Regions from separate parts of the Homo sapiens genome. Here region 2 is linked to region 1. Evidence: chromatin contacts called from ENCODE Hi-C data. All regions are on one chromosome and are shown on one strand. The core of a region is the stretch at or near the end of the contact, and the rest is flanking DNA. Distances in the headings are between cores, read along the strand shown. Region 1 has its middle 24 kb from the start of STK38L. Region 2 has its middle 38 kb from the start of ITPR2.

Evidence for each region. A loop is a pair of places that touch in the nucleus more often than their neighbours do. Pooled maps may share reads with other maps.
Region 2: a map with no recorded cell type shows a loop between it and region 1 (2.3-fold over the local background). The contact joins two enhancer-like sites. A Hi-C loop is called at or near these places in 1 of 168 maps with a recorded cell type or tissue (posterior vena cava), 5 of 37 single-sample maps with no recorded cell type and 4 of 50 pooled maps.

What each region holds. Positions count from the first base shown.
Region 1 is chr12:27,218,653-27,222,186 of GRCh38, reverse strand. No RefSeq gene overlaps it. Among named protein-coding and RNA genes, the nearest start is that of STK38L, 24 kb to the left of the region's middle. RefSeq lists enhancers at 1,536-1,605, 1,626-1,795, 1,936-1,985. Within about 2 kb of position 1,871, at least 2 of the 41 ENCODE cell types and tissues checked have a DNase peak (open chromatin) inside an H3K27ac peak, as active enhancers do.
Region 2 is chr12:26,869,669-26,873,132 of GRCh38, reverse strand. No RefSeq gene overlaps it. Among named protein-coding and RNA genes, the nearest start is that of ITPR2, 38 kb to the right of the region's middle. Within about 2 kb of position 2,177, at least 13 of the 41 ENCODE cell types and tissues checked have a DNase peak (open chromatin) inside an H3K27ac peak, as active enhancers do.

The DNA.
Region 1 (3,534 bases), core at 622-3,121:
CTGGGGGGTGGGGAGATCTTTGCGGCTTTATCCTACCCTTCACGTCCAACCACCCAGCAAGCCTGGGCCAAGTCAAGCAGCCCCTACAAGCAATATCCTACCAATGTGTATTCAACATTGATTTGGTCAGGATATGGAGAAATGTATTATTTTTTAATCAATAAAAAGTCTAAGTAGAAACAGATTTTTAAAATAATCCACTTCTACTAGCTGAAGAACAGGAAATGTTCTAAAAAAAGTTTAATGATCAGTTCCCATTTTTCTGAAGCTCATCTTCTCACTTCAGTTTTGTTTATTCGTAATTTTAAGAACAAGAAATCATTTTGAGAGGTATATGAAAGGGTGAGTTAAACCACTCATTCTCGGGAAACAGCACTAGGCCACCTACTGTTGACTCAGAAGTTTCAACTGACCAAGAGTGCACAGGTGCATCTCAAAAATATCCATTTTAGATGCGCTGCTGCTAATAAAGTGTTGTTTTCATTTCCTTTTGAGAACTGTCAAAAGACAAAATTACAACAAATGTAGTTAAGTGATCTAATTGGCTTTTATTTGTGATGAATGGATCAGGGTACTATCTCCCATAAAAATTTAGAAAAGGTGGCTGGGCACCATGGCTCATGCCTGTAATCCCAACACTTTGGGAGGCCAAGGCAGGAGGATCACTTGATCCCAGAAGTTTGAGAACAGCCTGTGTAACAGAGAGAGACCCCCATCTCTACCCAAAATCAATCAATCAATAAAATAAAAAATTTAGAAAAGGTGATCTGATGAGCTAAGCAGAAGAGGTGGGCTTTATAGGCAGAAAAGGGGTTAAAAAAAAGCAGAAATAAGGAACAAAAAGTGAATCGGTCATTTCAAAGTTACTTTCCTTATCGGATTAAAGCAGGGGGTACTCCTTTATCATGCCAGCTAAAACTGGCCTGTTAGGGGATTTGGCTATGCTGTCTTTCCCTCTTTCTCTCTCTCCCCCTTAGTTTCTTGAAAGGTAGATGACTTAGTTTCTGTTTGGTGACATGAAACTTTAGCATGAGTGACTCCATTTTGGTTTGATCTGTAGAGGCCCAGTCCAAATCAATAGCATCGTACAAATTTTATTTAAAAGAATAGTGCTGCTGGGCGTGGTGGCTCATGCCTGTAATGCCAACAATTTGGGAGGCTGAGGCCAGTGGATCACTTGAGGTCAGGAGTTTGAGACCAGCCTGGCCAACATGCTGAAACTCCATCTCTACTAAAAAATACAAAAATTAGCCAGGCATGGTGGTGTGTGTCTGTAGTCCCAGCTACTCAGGAGGCTGAGGCATGAGAATTGCTTCAGCCTGGGAGGTGGAGGTTGCAGAGATTGCACCACTGCATTCCAGCCTGGGCGACACAACGAGACTCTGTCTCCATTAAAAAAAATAAAAAAAGGATAGTGTCTACCTCAGTGAGACTGGAGCCAGTTTTTAGCTCCACAGCTACATAAGGAGTTGATAGAAAAACTGGAGTAATGAACACTGTTTTCCAGTTCATCTCACTGGTGTGTGGAGTTGATTTGGTTTTGCCAGTGTTATTTAGCATCCTTTTAAAATCACCCCTCCCCAACCCATCTCCTCGTACAGCTGCCCACAGGCCTGGCTCAGAAATCTGTCTCAGAAACTGAGTACCACCTAGTCTAGTCACAGTTTCTTTATGAACTACTCTGCCTTGGCTCACTGACTTGAAGTTGACAACTTACTCTTGAATAATTTAACTCCTTTCTTGGAACTGACTCCTTCTTCAGACTTCTCTTAACTTTCACTTCTGCATGTGGGAAGAAAGTAAAGGTATTAGAGACACACTGTGTAACTGGCTACAGGGTACATGGACCTTATTTCCCCCTCCCTGACAGCAAGGGCTTGTACTCAGCCTGATGTCTGGGCATAATATAAACCTAGCTTGATCTCTATTCATCACAGTCTCCACCTTTACTTACTTGAGTGTGATGATTTGTTTGAGATGTTTTGCTTTACTCATGAGGGTATGGAAATACGAAAAAAAGATAGATTGACTCATACTGTAATTCTACACTGATACATTGCAGCAATATTAACATTAATTCAATTTAAAATTCCACATTCCACATGTGTATTTGGCAATGTAGTTCTGGGAGGTAATTTGGAAATACATATCAAAACCTTAACAATAGTTACATTAGTCAAGAGCCTTGATTGCCAAAGACAGAAAGCCAGTTCAGATTAGTTTAAATAAACAGGGAAATTTATTAGGTCAAATAATTGGACAAGTCTAGGGAAGCACCTTGCTTCGGTCATGGCTGAGACCAGGAACTGAAATGATGGCATCAGGCTGGGCGCAGTGGCTGACACCTCTAATCCCAGCACTTTGGAAGCCTGAAGCAGGAGGATCGCTTGAGGCCAGGAGTTCCAGACGAGCTGGGGCAACATAGTGAAACCCTATCTCTACAAAAATAAAAATAAATTAGCCAGGCATGGACGTGCACACCTGTAATCACAGCCACTGGGGAGGCTGAAGCAGGAGAATGGCTTGAACCCAAGAGTTTGAGGCTGCAGTGAACCATGAACGCGTCACTGCACTCCAGCCTGGGTGACAGTGAGACCTTGTCTCAAAAAAAAAAGAAAGAAAGAAAGAGAAAAAAGATGTCAGTAGGAATCCCCCTTTGTCACTTCATTATTTAGCTCTGCTTTCTTCCATGTTGGCATCAAGAGGGCCCTCATCAGTCCCAACCTTAAATGATTTTTGGTGCCATTTAAGAATTTCAGAAGGAAAGAGATGTTTTCATCCAAGAGTTATTATCAGACCTAGAAAATTTCCCTCTTATTGGCCCTACTTAGATCATATGCTCACTCCTGGACCAGTCACTGTGCCTGGAGTGGTAGGAGACAGGGCACTCTGATCAGTCCCAGCCATGTGATGAAACATTTTACCAGTTGTGGGAGAGGCAGATACTAAAAGGCAATGAGAGAGTGAGGTAGGAGGTCAGTTCTATCATGTGAAAATGAGAAGAAACTCTAGGCAGGCAGAAACAAGTGATATCAAAATACAATGTTCATTCTCGTCTATGAATATTTACCCTTAAGAAATAATCAGAAGTGTGAGAGAGTTATGCAGTTATTCCTCACAGAATTATGTATAATAATAAAAATTGGCTGAACATGGTGGCTCACGCCTGTAATCCCAGCATTTTAGGAGGCTGAGATGGGTGGATCACTGGGGCCCAGGAGTTCAAGACCAGCCAGGCAACATAGGGATACCCCTGCACTACAAAAAAAAAAAAAATTAAAAAATTAGTCAAGCTTCGTGGCACATGCCTGTAGTCCCAGCTACTCAGGAGGCTGAGGTGGGAGGATCACCTGAGCCAGGGAGGTTGAGGCTGCAGTGAGCCATGATCACGCCACTGCACTCCAGCCTGGGTGACAGTGAGACCTTGTCTCAAATAATACAATCTAGAAAGAATTGGAATGTTTAATAGTAAGGGATTTCTTGAATAAATTGGTACCTGGATTCAACAGAACACTATGTGGCCTTTGAAAAGTA
Region 2 (3,464 bases), core at 928-3,427, 350 kb after region 1:
CCCTCTCTCTCTACTGTGACTTGGCTGTAGAACCTGAGGCTCCTTGCTTCTCCTTCTAAGTACCGGCTTTCTCATTTGTTAAGTGGTGATAATAACCCTGACTTCACAAGATTTTTGTGAGAATTAAATTCAATTAAATCATCAAGGAGATGCATGATAGCCATTTAGCAAATGCTTGTTTGTCCTTTTGCTCTTTCATCCATTCACATGTTTATCTTTTCTCATCAGATATGCACACCCTACTTCTCCATAGCAAGACCACAGCCACTGTTAATGAACCTTGTGTAATATGTATAATAGGTGGTTGGGTGGGTGTGGCTCCATCCTACCCACTTATCTCATCCGTTACAAATGTACACCCTAAGTAAAATCCATAAAGGTAAGCCTTGGGTTCACTATTCCTATAGAGCTGATGAAACAAATGCTTATGACTAAGACCTCCCCATGGCCCTTAGTGGTTCCTAATGAATGAGTTTTGAGTAGAAACATTATCTTTAATGACAGCCTTTAAGCATGCACAGCACCTGCCTCCGCATCTCTTTAAGTGAACATTATCAGTGATGTTTTCTAGGCTTCACATACAGCATTGGAGGAGATAAAATCTTAGATCTAGAGTGGAATTCATAACTGCTATTTTTCTTTTTAAAATTGAGGTACAATTTTCACACAATAAAGTGCACAGGTCTTAAGTGTTCAATTTAGTGAGTTTTGACAATTCCACACAGCCATGTAACTGCTATCCAAAACAAAAATTTAACATTTTCATTACCCCAGACATTTCCTTATGCTCCTTTCCAGTCAACTGTCCCCCCAGCATGGCAGCATTTTTCAGTATGACAGCTCCCACATATTCTTAGGGGTGCTTTCTATTTTATTTAACATTGAAACTCTCACAACTGCCTTCTGTTGGAAGTAGGCTAATAATGAGAGCCAACACTTGCTAAGAAGAGATTTCATGCATCATCGCACTTAATATTCATAACTATCCTGTGAGGTAGGAACTATTATTTCTTCATTTTACAGATAAGGAAACTGAAGCTTAATGAGATAAAGTTGCTCACGGGTCAATGAGCTCTTCAGTAGCAGAGCTGGGATTTGAACTCAGATTGGTCTGATTCCAGACCTTGACTTTGTAACCAATATGCTACTGTGCTAAGGAGCAGAGGTGCCTCACGGTTTAGATAATGAGTGCGATTTTTCCCAGGTCTGGATTTTGTAAGAAAGGAAAAAAAGTATAAGTTGTTTATATATATATGTGTATATATATACACATATATATATACATATTCACAGTATAATCCCATTTCATTTAATATACTTATGAGACTTGTTCCCCTTTCATTAAATTGTGCCAGCAAGATTTTTACTAGTTGACTGTTAAGAACTGGTAATAGTAATAATGATCATCATAATGATGACTTTTATGAGAGCAACCATTTTTTAATACTTAACTATGTGTCAGGTGCTGTGTGAAACACTGCACCTAAATTTCCTTATTTAGTTCTCGTAATCACTATAATGGTAGTGTCTGTTACTAACATTTTTTTTTTTTTTTTTGAGACACAGTCTTGCTCTGTCACCCAGGCTGGAGTGCAGTGGCACAATCATGGCTCACTGCAACCTTGACCTCCTGGGCTCAAGTGATTCTCCCACCTTAGCCTCCCGAGTAGCTGGAACCCACCATGCCCAGCTAATTTTTTAGTTTTGTAGAGATGGGGTCTCGCCATGTTGCCCAGGCTGATCTTGCACTCCGGGGCTCAAGCATTCCTCCCACCTCAGCCTCCCAAACTGCTGGGATTACAGGTGTGAGTCACTACGCCCAGCCCATTTTTACAGGCTAAAAATGTGAGGCTTAGAGAGTCTGAGTGACTTGCGAAAGCTGCACAGCTAGAAAGTAGTGGAGCCGATTTTGAATCTTGGCAGTCTACCCAGAGAGCCTTTACTTTCAACCACTACATCCTCTTGATCCTCTGCATATGCCCTCGGTCCTGTTGATAAAGAATGGTCTTGGTTCCTGCCTGAAACAGCTTTCATCAGAATTAAATATGTGTGTGTGAATTCTGCCAGCTGGCTCTTTTTTAGATAAGATCATTTTAGTTCCAAACACTTAGGTCCACCTGGGCTTTAGAACGTGGGAAATAGCCAGGCTGGCCCTGGGCCAAGTTGTGAAGTAAAGGAAGTGTGTCTGGGACATTTTATCCTCCTCTGCACGTTGCCATACCCTCTAAAGATCCTATCAACCAAAGACTGCTCACCTTTCAATTCCTGGAGCCCAAGTCTTGCCAGAGGAACTGAGTCCTTCAGCTGTGGGCTTGTTGAGAGCCCTGCTTTTGCCCCTCCCTTGCCCCAGCCTGGGGTGGCTTTTCCCATTTATATCGAAGCCAGTTTCACTCTAGCTTTCCTGTCCAAGCCTGTGCTGATACCCTTAGGTAGGGAGGCTGGTAGAGGCTCTCCGGACATCCGAGGCTCTCTAGAAATAGGGCCTTTATCTATTTTTGGCAATCTCAGAGGTGTGTCTTCCAGTACTGATAGGAAAGGCAGGCAGGGCAACCTTACTGATAACAACAGCTCATCTGCAGATAGCATTGAATCTGTGTGCTGTGCTGTTCTGAGTGCTTTATAATACATATTAGTTTATTTAATCCTCAGTACAGCTCCAGGCAGTGTGTTTGTCAAGGCAAGAGACAGGGGTCACACAGGTGGAATTCTGAAGAGAATTTAAGGAAGGGACTATTTACAGATGAGTAGGTAGATTTAAGTGAATCCATGAGGGATGGGGAGGCATCCAGGAAACCAGCAGCAGTGGGCAGCTGTTCCCAGCCCTGGGCAGAAGGGGCAAGCCAAGGACCTCGTGTAACCGGAGCCTGATGAGGAGCTGCTGTAGGAAGGGCAGCTCTGCGGAGCTGTCTGTGTCTAGAGGGATGTGGCCAGAGCCCCAGTGGTGTGTGGGCAGGTGAGGAGTGAGGGAAACGCTGACTGCTCTCTCTTTCCTGTTTCCTTCCCGTTTCCCATTGGCTGAAACAACCAAAAGCCTGAGGTCAAGGGGTCAGTCCAGGTGATACAGGCTTGATGTGTCAGTCCCCAGAGGGCTCAGTACAGGGCCTAAAGGCACACCGAGAATAATCAGCCCATGAAGGAAGTGAGGCACAGAGAGGCTGAGCCATGGGCCCACATTCAAGGAGCTGGGAAGTGGCAGAACCAGGATCTGAACTGAGGCTGATAAATCTGCTCTTAACCACTCCACCACACTGGCTCTAGCATTTTCTTTCACACTTACGTAGTGTCTTACAGTTTTCAGAGAGATACTGGTGCCAAAAGACCTGAGAAACTACTTTGGAAGGTGCCCCAGTCGTATTATTCCCATCGAATTGATTCTAGTCTGACTCTAGGATCAGACTTTTGGTGTCACTATTAGGTAGAACTACTGGGATGAATGTAGTCCAATCTATGTAAGTTGTAAATTA